Linked DNA regions of Homo sapiens: region 2 is linked to region 1. Evidence: chromatin loops called from intact Hi-C (ENCODE). Cell type or tissue: heart left ventricle. All regions are shown on one strand. Each heading gives the region's core, and the rest is flanking DNA. Links, peaks and the distances in the headings are about the cores only.

Region 1 (7,080 bases), core at 2,474-4,973:
TCCTAAATACATCCTTGTGGTGCCCCAGCCATCTTTGGTGCATGGTCGGGGAGGCGGGGAGAGGGGTGGGGGAGGTGGGGAGAGGGGTGAGGGAGGCGGGGAGAGGGGTGGGGGAATTCCACTTCAAAGACATGGGTGACCGGTCCTGGAATGGAACCAGAGTCCAGGGCCTCCAGAACTGCTCTTTACAAACATCCCATAATGCACCTGGAGTGCAGGGAGTTAGGAGTAGATGTGGGAGGAATCTACCTTGGAATCTTATCTTGGAATCTAACGCCAGCATGGAGGACATCACCCAGCCCTGGAAATATCCGGGTGTCTGGAGATGCATCCACGCCAGGACCCATGAGCAAGGGAGAGAATGCGACCAACTCCTGGGACTCTAGGGCAGCAGTCTTGGGGAAGTGTGGCATCCTCACTGTGAGAGAGAGAGAGCTGGAGGCAGCCACCAGCTCCCCCTCCCTGCCCTCCTCTGCCAAAGGAAGGCCCTGCTATTTCAACACAAGCGGCTTGCAGGAGGAGCCTGTTAAGAGGACGGCTGGTCCACTGAAAAAGCGGCAGCAGCTTCAGAAAGGTTAAAATGTGACTCCCCTGCCCCTGACAAAAAAACTGTTTTCAATTCAGAAAACAAGGTGTCTATGGCCATATTACCATGGACGTGCCTGGTGTCATCTGATCTCAGAAGCTAAACAGGCTCTGGATTGATCAATACTTGGATGGAAGAAAACAAAGTGTGCCCATTTTACAGATAAGAAAGACAAGCCTCAGAGAAATAAAAAATTTATCAGCCACCGGGTGACAGAGGCGGCTCTAATCCAGTGATTCCTTCCCTCCTTCCTCATCTTGTCTTCCTGGTTCAAGGTTAGCTCCCAGAGCTCATTCCCGGGAGGAAACAGTTCTGGGTGACTGATTCACTGATCAGCTTGGTTTGGGTTTCATAAAACGCTGTGCTGGAACACTGAGTCGGTACTTCTCCCAAGTTTCCAGTTCGGAGACACGAGGAGAATGCTAAAAGCTCGAATATGCAAATGAACATTTGGACAGATTTCCTCTAGAGTTTCGGCCTCCAGGCAAATGATTTATTCCCTGCAGAAATGCATTTTTGTTTCTGCTTAACGGGTGAAAAAGGAGAAAAGATTTTTCGGGACAACCAAGCTTAGGAATAAAAGTCTCCATGGGAAATGTACTTTTCTGAAAGCAAATGTTGGCTAAACAAGGACAGTGTTGACTAAACACGTGTTCCCCTCACCCAAAGGAATGGAGTCAGAGAATCCCCCAAGCTCCAAATTGTGGGGGCAGATGGATCTTTTAGAAGTTCACGGTTCGCCTTTCTCCTGCCCAGCCCCATGCCTTAAGCAAAGTGTGGGATGGTCTCGGGAGGACACCCACAAATGTAAGTAGGAAGGTGGGAAGCAGCCTCTCCTCTAATATAGAAAAACAACTGTGACAGACAGAACAAAGCATGTGGTTCAGACACGAGACCCTGAGCTAGCCCTGGGGAGGGAGACAGCAGCTTTGCAGCCGTTATCCTCAGGAAGCCCTGAGCGCTGAGAGGCACTGTTACAGAACCGAACTGGGGTCCACTCGCTAGGTGAGTAAAACCCGACAGCCACACCGAGTTTTCACAGCAATAAAAAGGAAAGTGTTTATTTGCAGGGCACCAAGCAAGGAGGATCTGGAAGCTACTGCTCAGCTCCTGACCTCCCACATGGCTTGAGGGTGAAGGTGTTTAAAGGTAGGGGTAGGCTGGGTGCAGTGGCTCACATCTGTAATCCCAGCAATTTGGGAGGCTGAGGCAGGCAGATCACTGGAGGTTGGGAGTTCAAGCCAGCCTGGCCAACATGGTGAAACCTTGTCTCTACTAAAAATACAAAAATTAGCCAGGTGTGGTGGCACACGCCTGTAGTCCCAGCTACTTGGGAGGCTGAAGTGGGAGAATTGCTTGAATCTGGGAGGCAAAGGTTGCAGTGAGCCGAGGTCACACCACTGCCCTGCAGCCTGAGAGACAGAGCAAGACTGAAAATAAATAAATAAATAAATAAATAAATAAATAAATAAATATATATATATATATATATATATATAGGGGTAAACTTCAGAAGAGCAGAAGCCACAGGCAAAATCAGAAATCAATATATGGAGGGTACACACTGATTTTGGCCTAAAAGGGTGGGGGCATCTTTAAAGGGGAGGAGCTTACAGGTCATAGGTAGATTCAAAGATTTTCTGATTTGCAATTAGTTAAGGAAGAGAAGCTTTGTTTAAAAATTGGGGGTCAGCAGAAAAACATGTTAACTGGCTAGGGGACAGGGTGACTCCCACCAAGCCTCTCAGGAATAAACTTAAAACAAAGAACAGTGTGGTCAGAGTTCTGCCTGCAATTCCCCCTTATCCGAGGTCTACCTGTCAGCGAATCCCACCGGGGTCTGCAGTGGGGTCTGGGTGTGTGAAAGAACTCAGGGACATATGTTGAGATGTTATCTTTCATTTCTGTAGAGAAACCAAAAATCTCTGGACTTATTTCCTTGGCTTTAGGTGACGATTGCTTTCTTGCTTACTTACTTTTCAGGCCTACCTAGGTGCCTGGAATTTCCCTTCGAGGAACGCAGGAGTTTTCTTTATTTTCATGCTTGGGAAGGCTCATTAGGCCCCTAAGAGAGGGTCCCTTCCCCATCTCAGGACTAAAATGCAATGAAGATGTTGCTCAGGTATGCTCGGGGAAGACAGGCTGGGAGGGCTGGGGCCACCTTTAAGGAGAATTCCTAACACACTGGGCGCCCGAACCCCTGATGGGACCTTGTGGTCTTGAATGAAAAGATCAGGCATTAGCTCTGTGTGCCCACTGACTTTTACTAAACAGGCTGCTGCCCAGCCTAGTTCAACGTGACCCCATCCCCACCCCCTTTCTCTGTGCTCCCCCATCACCCAGCCCACATGGTGGGACCTTCACTCTCATGACCAGCTCAGGCCATGCTGTGCACTCCTGATGAAGCCTCTTGAGCTCCTTCTTCAGAGCTGCTGATAATCTGGCATTGAATGGCCAGGCTGGAGGTTGAATGCTGAATCCTTTTGAATGCTGTGGTAAAGCCTGGCATGTCTCAGCACTGTCTCCTTTTGTGTTCAATCATCCTGACACTGCAGAGGCAGCTGGAGAGGGATGGGTCTGTGGAGGATGCCCCGCAGAGTGAAGTCGAGATGATGCAGCCACCAGGGCCGGAGGGTGAGTTTCCTAGTCCTTGTGTGTAACTGGGTCACTATTTTTAGTTGGAACCTCCAGTCAAAAATGTCAAACAGGGAAAATGAATGTGGGCTTGGCTGAGAAGAAGCCAGAGGTGAAGGTTTTGTTCCATCTCACTTAGCAGCTCACTCTGGGACTTGGAAAAGGCCTTTTCTCAGTTCTGGGCCCAGGCTTTCCCACTTGAACAGCTGACATTCTGTGGATCAGAGACCACCACTACCGCAGGGAAAAGGGACTTAGCCGTAGGAAGCCAGCAGCCTGCTGGAAAGTTCTTGCAGATGTCTGTAATGCTGAGGTTTGCACTCAGCTCTCCCGCTCTTGCCTGCGAAAGTCAGAAAATGTGGCCAGGTGCAGTGGCTTACATCTGTAATCCCAGCATTTTGGGAAGCCAAGATGGGAGAATCACTTGAGCCCAGCAGTTCAAGACCAGCCTGAGCAACATAGCAAGACCCCATCTCTAGTGCCTGTGGGCCTAGCTACTCGGGAGGCTGAGGCAGGAGGATCGCTTGAGCCCAGGAGTTCAGAGATTGCAGTGAGTCACGATGACACTACTGCACTCCAGCCTGGGCAACAGAATGAAATTCTGTCTCTAAAATATAAAATGAATAAAAAATTTAAAAATTCAAGAAGCAGAAAAGGGAAATGTTTAGCAGGGTCACAGGTGCCACAGATTTCAGCATGCTGCGGAGGAGCCCCACCTGCCACCGCCCCATCAGCCAGGCCCGCCGGCCCATCCCCGCAGCCTCAGGACCCCCAAATCTAGAGATCCCCAGGCCATGGAAGATGCATGGGACTCAGGACTGGAAGAGAGATCAGCAAGGCAACTTCCTCATCTCCTGGCTAACTGATGGAGCTATTGATGGAAAAATCAAACTCCGTAAGGTATTTTTCAGAGGTTTATTCTGAGCCAGTATGAGTGACCATGGCCCCGGAAATGCAGTCTTAAGAGGCCCTGAGAGAGTGCGTCCGGGACAGTTGGATTACGGCTTAGTTTTGTACATTTCAGGCAGGCAGGAGTTGCGAGTGAAGACATGAATTAATACATGGAAGGTGTATTTTGGATCAGCCCCAAAAGGTGGAATATCTTGAAGCAGGGACTTATAGATCATCAGTGGACCTAGAGATTCTTTAATTTGCAACTGATTAAAGGAGTAGAGCTTTGTCTAAAAATTTGGAGTTAGCAGAAAAGAATGTTTTAAGTTAAGGAAGTTTGTTAACCAAACTACTGGGTCAGAGTGACCTGTAGGGGTGCATGACTTACCCCTTGTCTGGCACGGCCTTAGGTCCTGTTTATAATTGGTATCCTATTGTCGCAAAGGGTCTGCTCTGTCAGTCTTCTGATCTCTATTTTAGCATGAATGCCAAGCAGTGGTTTTGTCTAAACTCCAAAAGGGAGGGAGTGTAACGAGGCGTGTCTGGCCTCCCTTCCTGTCATGGTCAGACACTCATTTTCTAAGATTTTTCTGGGGTCCCCTAGGCCAAGAAGAGGTACTCAGCTGGTAGGGGCTTAGGATTTTATTTTCAGTTTACAGAGAGTTATTGATAGAAATGCCTCCATGACTCTGATGGCTTGAACGAGAATTCTCTCTCTTTCAGTCTCTTTCTCAACACTCAAGGTAGAATTCTCATAAAATACATATGATGCTGCCAGGCGTGGTGGCTCACGCCTGTAATCCCAGCACTTTGGGAGGCCAAGGAGGGTGGATCACCTGAGGTCGGGAGTTCGAGACTAGCCAGACCAACATGGAGAAACCCTGTCTTTACTAAAAATACAAAAATTAGCCGGGCATGGTGCTGCATGCCTGTAATCCCAGCTACTTGGGAGGCTGAGGCAGGCGAATCGCTTGAACCCAGGAGGCAGAGGTTGTGGCGAGCCGAGATTGGGCCGTTACACTCCAGCCTGGGCAACAAGAGTGAAACTCTATCAAAAACAAACAAACAAACAAACAAACAAACAAAAAATGAAAAACACCATATGATGCAATACCTAGATATGTTCTGAACTTCATACTTATTAATTCTCATGTATAACATATGCTCCAGGCGGTAGCAAGAATGTCAGCTCAGGACAGCCTGGTCCTCACTCATCTGCAATGAAAGACTCTCATTCGTGGTGCTGGGGGAAGGATTTAACTGTAGAATGTTGAATGATCATGTGAATAAATTACATAGAGACCCAGAATACGTTATATGATGATCAGCCAACTTAATCAAGGATGTTCTGTCCATGAGTAAAGTATTTGGAATTTGTAGTATTAAGAAGGGAGGGAAGTCCATGAGATGTGGCTGCAGTGAAGTGCTATATCATGTCCCTGGTTCTGCTTGTAACTGTGAAAGCTGCTGCTTTTTTTTTTTTTTTTAACTTGCCTCCACAGAGAAAGTGAAAGCTCACTTGAGCATGAACATAGCTCACAGTAGCCTCTAACTCCTGGGCTCAAGTAATCCTTCCACCTCAGCCTCCACAGCAGCTAGAACTATAGGTTTGTGCCACCATACCCAGCTAATTATTTTATTTTATTTTTTGTTGAGATGGGGCCTTGCCATGTTGCCCAGGCTGGTCTGGAACTTCTGGCCTCAAGCTATCCTCCTCCCGCCCTGGCCACTCACCGTGCTGAGATTATGGGCATGAGCCACAGTACCTACTCAAAAGCTTCTTAAATCAGATCTGGGCTGGAACTGGACTCCAAAATGTGGGAACTAACACATGTTTTATCAGGCTGCCAGCTGAGGGGACTTTGCTGAATTTGTGGTCTCAAGACCCTGGGAGTGACAGCTCTCCTCCCTTCCCGCCCCCCACACACCAGACACACACACACACGCACACAGACACACACACACACACACACACACACACACACACACAGAGTCACCAGTCAGGTATGCAGAGATGAGAAATGAGCTGAAGATCCCACCTGCTGAGGTCCTGAGACTCCTGGCCACACAGAACAATAGCTCCTATTCCCTGAGCACCTACTATGTGCCACACACAGCTCTAGGTGGCTTTGTAAAATGGCCCGTTGGTCAAATTTACATAACAGGGATGTAGCACCTTCCCGCAGCTCATTTTCTAGAGAGGATGCCCCTCTTCCAGCCTGAGGAGCCGCTGTCAATGCCAGGGAGCTCTCCTCTAGTTGTAACCAAGTGGACGCTCATTCAGCCTGGGCCACTTACATTCTCTTTCTGGGGGATGGGGAACTGGGCTCAGAAATACATAGAGGCCATTGAGAGGCAGGCCCCAGCCACCCAAGCCTGGGCTGGTACTTGCAGATGGGAGCTCCAGGTTTCCTACCTACAGAGAGAGGAAAATGAACCAGCAAATGTACAGAGAGGATAAGGAATAGAGGAGGGTGCGGGATGGAGCTGTTGATCACCAAAGCTCCAGACAGATTCCAGCCCTCAGCTCCCAGCCTTCCTGAGAACCCACCTTCCCGTAGCTGCACTGACTCCATGGATGTTCTATTGTACTGGGTGCTGCTGGGGGCCAGGCCTTGTGGCCTTGTTCCAGGGCCCAGTGTGCAGTACTCCCTGTCCAGGGCACTTCCACTCTAATGGGCTCTGTGAGGCACGTCCATTCTTTTAAATAAATCTTTGTTTACTGGAGTGAGCCCAAGTAGATTTCTATTTCCTGCACCCAAGAGATGTGTCATGAGGACCAGGTTGGTATGGATTTTCTCAGTCTACAGAAGATGACTGGGAGGCTCCGAAGAGGCGAGAAGTGGCCCAAGGTCACCCAGACGCAGAGCTGGACATTTTATTTTTATTTTTATTTGTTTTTTTATGAACAAGGTCTCACTCTGTCGCCCAGGCTGGAGTGCAGTGGTGTGATCATGGCTCAATGCAGC
Region 2 (7,080 bases), core at 2,488-4,987, 260 kb after region 1:
AAGAAAAATAGTGCTATAAGAATTCAATTTACATACAAACATTTTTAATATGAGTACGTATTTACAACCGGAACATAAAGAGAGGTCCCCTTGTAGTTTCTATTGTGCCATTCTTGACTTGCAGGTTCTCTCTCCCCTAGTCCAGGATGCCCTTGGAAATGTCTGATTTCCAAACCAAAGCCAGGGCTGTGGGAATGCTGATGGCGATGTGGGTGACTGGGTCCCAGGTTGTCTCAGCCTTGCGTGGGAGCAGCCGTCCCTGAAGACACCAGTGCCCCATGCCTGCTCAGCACTAATTTGAGCTGTGACACCATTTTCCAAGCTGTCACCACCTCCAGCAACAACAGAACCTCTCTGGGGGGAGCAGGGAGGGTTGGTATTCAATTTCCCTCCTCTGCTTCTCAAGAGTTGAGTTCCCAAGTTCAAAGACATCTATCATGGTGAGTGATGGATTGTATTTCAGAGCAGGTTGGCAGCAGGAGGGAATTGGATTTAGAAACAACCATCTGGCTTTTGCAACTGTGTGCCCTTTGGCCTGCTCAGCGTCAAGCCTGCTGTCACACAATCTGAGTAGCCCTGGGAGCAGACCCGACCCTCGTGTCCAGCCCAGACAGGTCTCTGTGCTGGAGAAGTAGACAGCACTCAGGAAGCTAGTGAGGACCCCATGGGGCTGCTCATGGAGGGAGTTGGGGCTGAGCACAGAGATCTTTTTGAGAGCCAACTATATGCTGGGCACTGGGGAGACAGACTGAAGAAGACAAAATGCCTGCCCACCAGCAACACTCATTCATTCATTCATTCAAAATCATTTAGTTTTTGTGTGTGTGTGTGCCTACTAGGCCCAGGCATTGGCAAGTTTGCTTCCCACTGGACAATGGGCAGCTCTTTGTCTCTGAAATCGCACTGTTGGGGCTCAGATGCCAACTCCATTGCCTTGTTTGTTGTGCAACACAGGCAAGTGGTGCTGATTGGCGGTTGAACATCAGCACCTTCCCTCTCTACAGCACTGTGTCCCCCCCTGCTGGTTGGGGGTAATAATAACACCCATCTATCTATGGTCTCTGAAACAGTGTCGACAGGGCACCTGTGAGTAGTAAATGTTCACTAATATTAGCTGGTAATACTTTTTAAATTTGCTTATTAGTTTTTGTTTTTGCTGTTACCACTTTTATTGTGTCCATGCATTCTTTACTCAGACACAATTCTTTGACCACCTTTTTAACTGACTTATCAATTGGTGTGATATCCTTACACCATCCATTTTAGTAGCCACAGCAATGGCAGATTTTAATGCAATAACTCACACTAATAAGGGGTGTCCCTCTTCGCATGTAATCTCCCTTGGGTCCCCATAAGCTGGGGCTCTGGGTGGTTCCAGAGTCTCACAAATGCAACATCTCAATGCCATCTGTGTGGTCAGCAGCTTGACACTCCGGCTGCATTTTCCATTCTGTGAGCAGATTGGGAGGCAGCCAAGGTGAGTATCAGCTTTTAGGATACCTGGGGAGAGACTGTGTCTCCTCACTGCTTAGCAAAGAGTGGAAGAACAACCAATCAGTAGGCAGTAGGCCATGACAGCACTTGCAGCTGACAAGCAGTGTCACTCTCTGTCATGTTTTCAAAAACTCTTTAGGGGTAGCAAGCTCTAGAAGACACCAGGTTATACACGTTTAGCAGAGGCTGCATGCAGGGGCAAAGAACTTGCAGTGTGTATGCTTTGGCCTTTCATTGAGATGAATCCTAAAAGTAGAAAAAACGCCAGGCATGGTGGCTCATGCCTGTAATCCCAGCACTTTGGAGGCCGAGGCAGGCAGATAATCTGATCACCTGAGGTCCGGAGCTCGAGACCAGCCTGACCAACATGGAGAAAGCCCGTCTCTACTAAAAATACAAAATTAGCCAGGCGTGGTGGCGCATACCTATAATCCCAGCTACTTGGGAGGGTGAGGCAGGAGAATCGCTTGAACCCGGGAGGCAGAGGTTGCAGTGAGCCGAGATCATGCCATTGCACTTCAGCCTGGGCAACAAGAGTGAAACTCTGTCTCAAAAAAAAAAAAAAAAAAAAAAAAAGTAGAGAAAAATAAGAAAAAGACTGGGTGCAGTGGCTCACACCTGTAATCCTAGCACTTTGGGTGGCCGAGGAGGGCAGATCACCTGAGCTCAACAGTTCGAGACCAGCCTGACCAACATGGTGAAATGCTGTCTCTGCTAAAAATATAAAAGTTAGCTGGCCGTTATGGTGCATGCCTGTAGTCTCAGTTACTCGGGAGGCTGAGGCAGGAGAATCGCTTGAACCTGGGAGGTGGAGGTTGAAGTGAGCCGAGATTGTGCCACTGCACTCCAGCCTGGACAACAGAGAGAGACTCTGTTTCAAAACAACAAGAAGAAGCAAAAACACTTTGGGAGGTTATTTATCCTTTACCCTCAAGGGACTCTCATCTGGGTAGTAAAAGAATAAAATCGTTTGATAAAACAGTATAAAAAGATGTTTAAACCCTAGTGGTGTGTAGTTGTGTGTGTACATTAGTGTGTGTCTAACAGAGGCCAAGAATGAGACACCAGCCAATGACATCATCCACACTGAATACAGAAATCACCACATTAGCTAACATTTATGGAGTGTTTATTGTGTTCCAGACACTGTACTAAGTACTTCTATGTGCATTACCTCATTTAATTATCACAACATAATAATGTATGTAAAACACTTAATACCTGGTGCTGAGAAGGTGCTGAATATGAAACTGTCACCATTACTATTATTAATTATTATTGTTTAGATTATCATCCCCAGTTTCCCGATGAGGAAATTGAGGCTCAGGGATGCAAAATGGCCTTCCCTTGTTTTTTAATTGCAAAACGATCTCAAACTTGGTGTGTGTGAATGTGTGTACGTGCACAAATCTAAGGATAGAAAGAATGGAAAGTGACCTTTCTCCTGCACCTTTCTAGCACTGAGAATGTAGTAGCCACTGCCATTCATTCACTCACTAAGTCCTATTTCGTTTTCTTAGCTGACAGATCAGGACACAGGAGGATGGAATATAACTCAAATAACTTTTCCAGAGTCACGGAGTGAGACAGGCGTGGAGTTAAATTCTTCCAAGGTGGGTGAGCATGAACCCAAAGTTCTCCTCCACTCAGACAATTCATCCTGTAAGACTCAAGATGCTCAACTGCAGAGTGGTCATGACATGACTCCTGCATGCTCAAAGCCACAGGAGGGCCAGAAGAAGCTATGCATGTGGACACCTCAGTGGGAAATCCTGTCCACTGCGTAAGCACCCAAGAAACAGTTGGGTCTCCTCTTTTAGTGTGAAAGTGCAGCATCTGTTCACACTGTGGGGTGAGCAGTCCACAGAGCAGAGCCCACGGTTCTGCAATCCGGGGCTCTGCCCCGTGCCCCTCTCTGGACACACTTTGGCAAGGACATGGTTCCAGTCCACTGCTCTGTGCCCAGAGGATATCTCAAGCCCCACAATCACCCAGGAAAATGGCTTTAGTTCCAGAACCAGAGAGAAAAGGGAGGCTTCCTGGGGAAAGACAAGGACAGCTAGAGGTTCATTTCTGCCCTTGGTTCTCCTTTCTGCACGTCATGTGTAATCCTGTCTCTAAATACCTCCCTGGCTCAGCTGGGCATTCTCATGCCAACTGGGATGAAGAGCAGCTGGTTCAGGCTGTGATTGGTTCCTGGGACCTCTTCTTCCCCTACTGCCAAGGCTGCAGTTGCCACCAAATGATGGTTTCCCCTCCCCCTGACACTGCCTGGAGCCCAGCTGACTTCACACTTCACTCCTCCCTCCTGCTCACCAGTGATAAGAATAGCAACCACAGCATCACCCCAAACCCCTCCAGGGTGAAGGAAGGGGCAGCTGTCACCTTAAGTGTCAACTCCAGGTCCTTGTGAGCTATAGAATCAGGTTTGAGAAACACCCTTTGGTTGGGGAAGTAAGCACCAGACACCCCCTGCTGGCTGAAAGTGGAATTCAGGTTCGTGGTCCCGCTGCAGCCTGGGAGAGCTCCCTAATCTTCATGGACATCATTATCCCCATTTTCCAGATGAGGAAACAGACAAAGAATTTGCCCAAGGCACCACTGCTAGTCAATGATGCCCTCCAGGCTAATCCCATTCCAAATCTCCTTTTTCTTTCCGAGGGACTGCCTAAATATCTAGATGTTCCACACCCAACCTTTCAACTCTCCCTTCCTATGCCTTTTGATTCAGTAAATGCACCGTTTGTATTCCCTTGGAAATTCCACTCTGGAAGGAGAATCTTTTGACAGAGGCGTGCTGCATCCTGAGACGCTGAGCCGATGCAATCACTCATTATCTCATTGATGCAGGGCAGAAGGTCCCCTCCCTTCCAGCAGGCCACAGAGGAATTCCTCGGAGGATGCAGATGCTGCATGTCTTGACTTCCAAGCCAGGGAATTTCTGCCTTTGTGCCTGCACCTGTATTAATTAATCATTCTTCTAACACTGGCTGTGTCTACATGCATTATTCTAAAAGACAATTCTATTCTTAAAAATAAGCTAATTTAAGCCAGTGATCTGCTGCTTTTTCTTTTTTCTTTTTTTTTTTTTTTTTGCTAAATTTTGGTTTTAAAATAAAATCAATCTTAAGAATAGAGAATTCAATAAGGCAAAATTCTTGAAAGAAGCTTATCATTTATTCATTTATGTAGCATGTATGTGACAAGACCAGGCTAGCAATGTAGGGAGTGGATCAAATAGAACTGACAGCAAAGGCCCCCAGTCTAATATGCGGAAGAAAGAAAAGACAAGCTCACTGCAGAATGCAGAGAAACACATCACACAGGCAAATAAAATGTTCCTTGTTCCCATTTTCACCCCTTAACAGCAAAAAAAATAAATATGCATTCATCTTACAGGGCATAAAAGAGAGGTCTGTTCAATTGTCAAATCTAGAGAAACTTGGTGGTGGAGGCAGAATTCATGCCTATGAGTTTACCATCAATTGCTGAGATTATTAGAACAACACGGACATGCTTGGGAGTGGAGAGGGGACTGAGATTAGCATCACCAGGGAAGTGCAACGGTGGGTGGGTTCCTTCTTGTAGGGGAGTGAGCAGGTGTTAATTGCCATTGCTTGTGCAATGGCATGGATAAGGTTAGGCTAGCATTTGGCATCCACTATCTGTAAAGAAAGGGTTTTTTAATAGTCCTCACATGTCTACAGGGTGTGACAGATTTAAATTAGATAAGAGATAAATTGTTTTCAGGGACAAATTAAACAAAGCAGTTAATGATATTACAAATCACTCTCAGCTGTCATTGAAGCAGTCCTCTGATGTTGTCCATGAGGCCCAGTTCTGTCCATCTGCAAGCTGCTGTGGGGCCCTGAGCACAGACCTTGCAGCTAGACCATGTGGGCCTTTCCCAGGCTCTGCGCTTCCCAGGCTGTGAGCCTGTGATCACCTCACCTCACATCCCGGAACCTCAGCGCTGCATCTGTGAAATGGGGCTAGCTCCCCCATCTCCTCAGATTGAGGTCAACAATGTGATGTCATAAAAAGTGTTCGCTAAACACGGTCACCACTATTTAAAAAACAATCACGCAAGCTTGGGGTGGATGTGATTTGTCTGTGCAAAGGGTCGACAGTGGTGGCGTGCAATGATCGCCTCACATTACCGAGTAAGGTGGCTCTGCCACCATCATTCTTGTTGACTTCTGGGGGAGGGATGGAGTCCCAAAGAAAAGAAAAGAAGGTCCCAGGGCCTCTGGGAAAGACCACATTACATGGTGTGGGTTGTGTTCCTGAATGTGTCCATACTGGAATGTGGGTCTCTGGAGGACGGATGTTCCCAGTTTCTCTCTGCACCACTCCCACCCCACTCCTAACGCTTCTCCTTGACTGGAAGGAAACATGGCCTCCTCTCTCCTCGGGGTTCATCTCCTATGGGGGCTTCCTTCCTCCTGGAGCCTGGAGAGAGATGCGGGGGGCAAGGGTTGCTCCCACTTTTGAGCAAGTCCTGAATTTTATCTCCCACCTTGGCCTGCGTGCAAAGGACAGGGTACCTCTCATCTTAGTGTTCTGCCTCCTGGATGTGCGTTGGACATTCCAGGCTGTCTCTCTGTCCACATTCATGTAAGGCCCCAACACACAGCTGCTTATTCTGCAGGGTGACTCCTGATCAAGGCCAGACTCAGCACCACTCCAGATTGTGCACTGTCTGGGGCAGGGCCCTCCGTGTCGCCTTTCTGAGCCCCTAACAGATCTCGTTCAAAGCCGGACCCATAATCAATGCTCAGAGAAAGTGTTGAACAGACACATGCCCCAAAGAGTCTGAGCTTCTTCACTTAAAGTTTCCTGGGCTCTGCCTCCATCCTCAGAAATGACCCATCCATTTCAAAAAGAGGCTCTCCAATGTCAATACTGCACCTCCCCAGGATCCAAATCCATTTCCCTGCTCCTCCAGCACAGCACAATTAATAAACGTCCCACTGGCTTGCCATTCCAGGTTGGGAGCTCACAGCATCCCTTGAAACCATGCTGGCAGAGAATTTGTCACCGTCAACTCGCTGCTCCTCCCGTGGTGCCACACCCCAGATGACACAGAGCATGGCCTATGCCTGTCAGCAGACCCTCCACTGCTGCTGTTGCCAGCCCCCAGGTCTCATCCTCCTTCCAGGGTCACCTTTGGAAATGCTGCCCACTGAGTAAGTGCCCAAGAAACAATCAGGTCTCCTGTTTTAGTGTGAAAATGCAGGTCTGTTCACACCCTGGGGTGAGCAGTTCACAAAGCAGAGCCCATGGTTCTGCAATCCAGGGCTGGCTGTGCCCTGCATCCCTCTCTGGGTTGTGAGGTTGTGTGGGCTGTGGATCCATATCACATGCCAAATACTCTTCCTGGTGAGAGGGATGCAGAGATCAGCAGACACACGCCAAGACACCAATAAACTGGCAGCCACCTACAATCCAGAGCATGTCAGCTGGTGACAAGGGCTGAGAAGAACACCCAGAGTGGCTGCGTGGCCAGGGCGGCATCCTGAAGAGGAGATTGCCAAGCAGTGCTGGAATTGTATGAGTAAGTCAGCCAGGGACAGTCTGAAGAGT

Evidence for each region. Peaks named below come from ENCODE experiments on the same cell type or tissue, not always from the same donor. Only the 100,000 strongest peaks of a DNase experiment are listed, where the experiment ranks them.
Region 2: it touches region 1 in a loop (2.8-fold over the local background); 2 of 110 quality-filtered maps call a loop at or near these places.

What each region holds. Positions count from the first base shown.
Region 1 is chr19:29,001,033-29,008,112 of GRCh38, forward strand. LINC01532 (long intergenic non-protein coding RNA 1532) reads left to right here and starts at 1,523. Exons shown (of 5, transcript NR_040036.1): 1 at 1,523-1,591; 2 at 2,570-2,708; 3 at 3,142-3,220. It also overlaps the pseudogene RNA5SP470. In heart left ventricle, for the core only: no CTCF peak of the experiment used is centred there; no DNase peak of the experiment used is centred there.
Region 2 is chr19:29,259,670-29,266,749 of GRCh38, forward strand. No RefSeq gene overlaps it. Among named protein-coding and RNA genes, the nearest start is that of UQCRFS1-DT, 50 kb to the left of the region's middle. In heart left ventricle, for the core only: CTCF peaks have their summits at 3,983 (motif pointing left) and 4,188; a DNase peak (open chromatin) is centred at 3,976.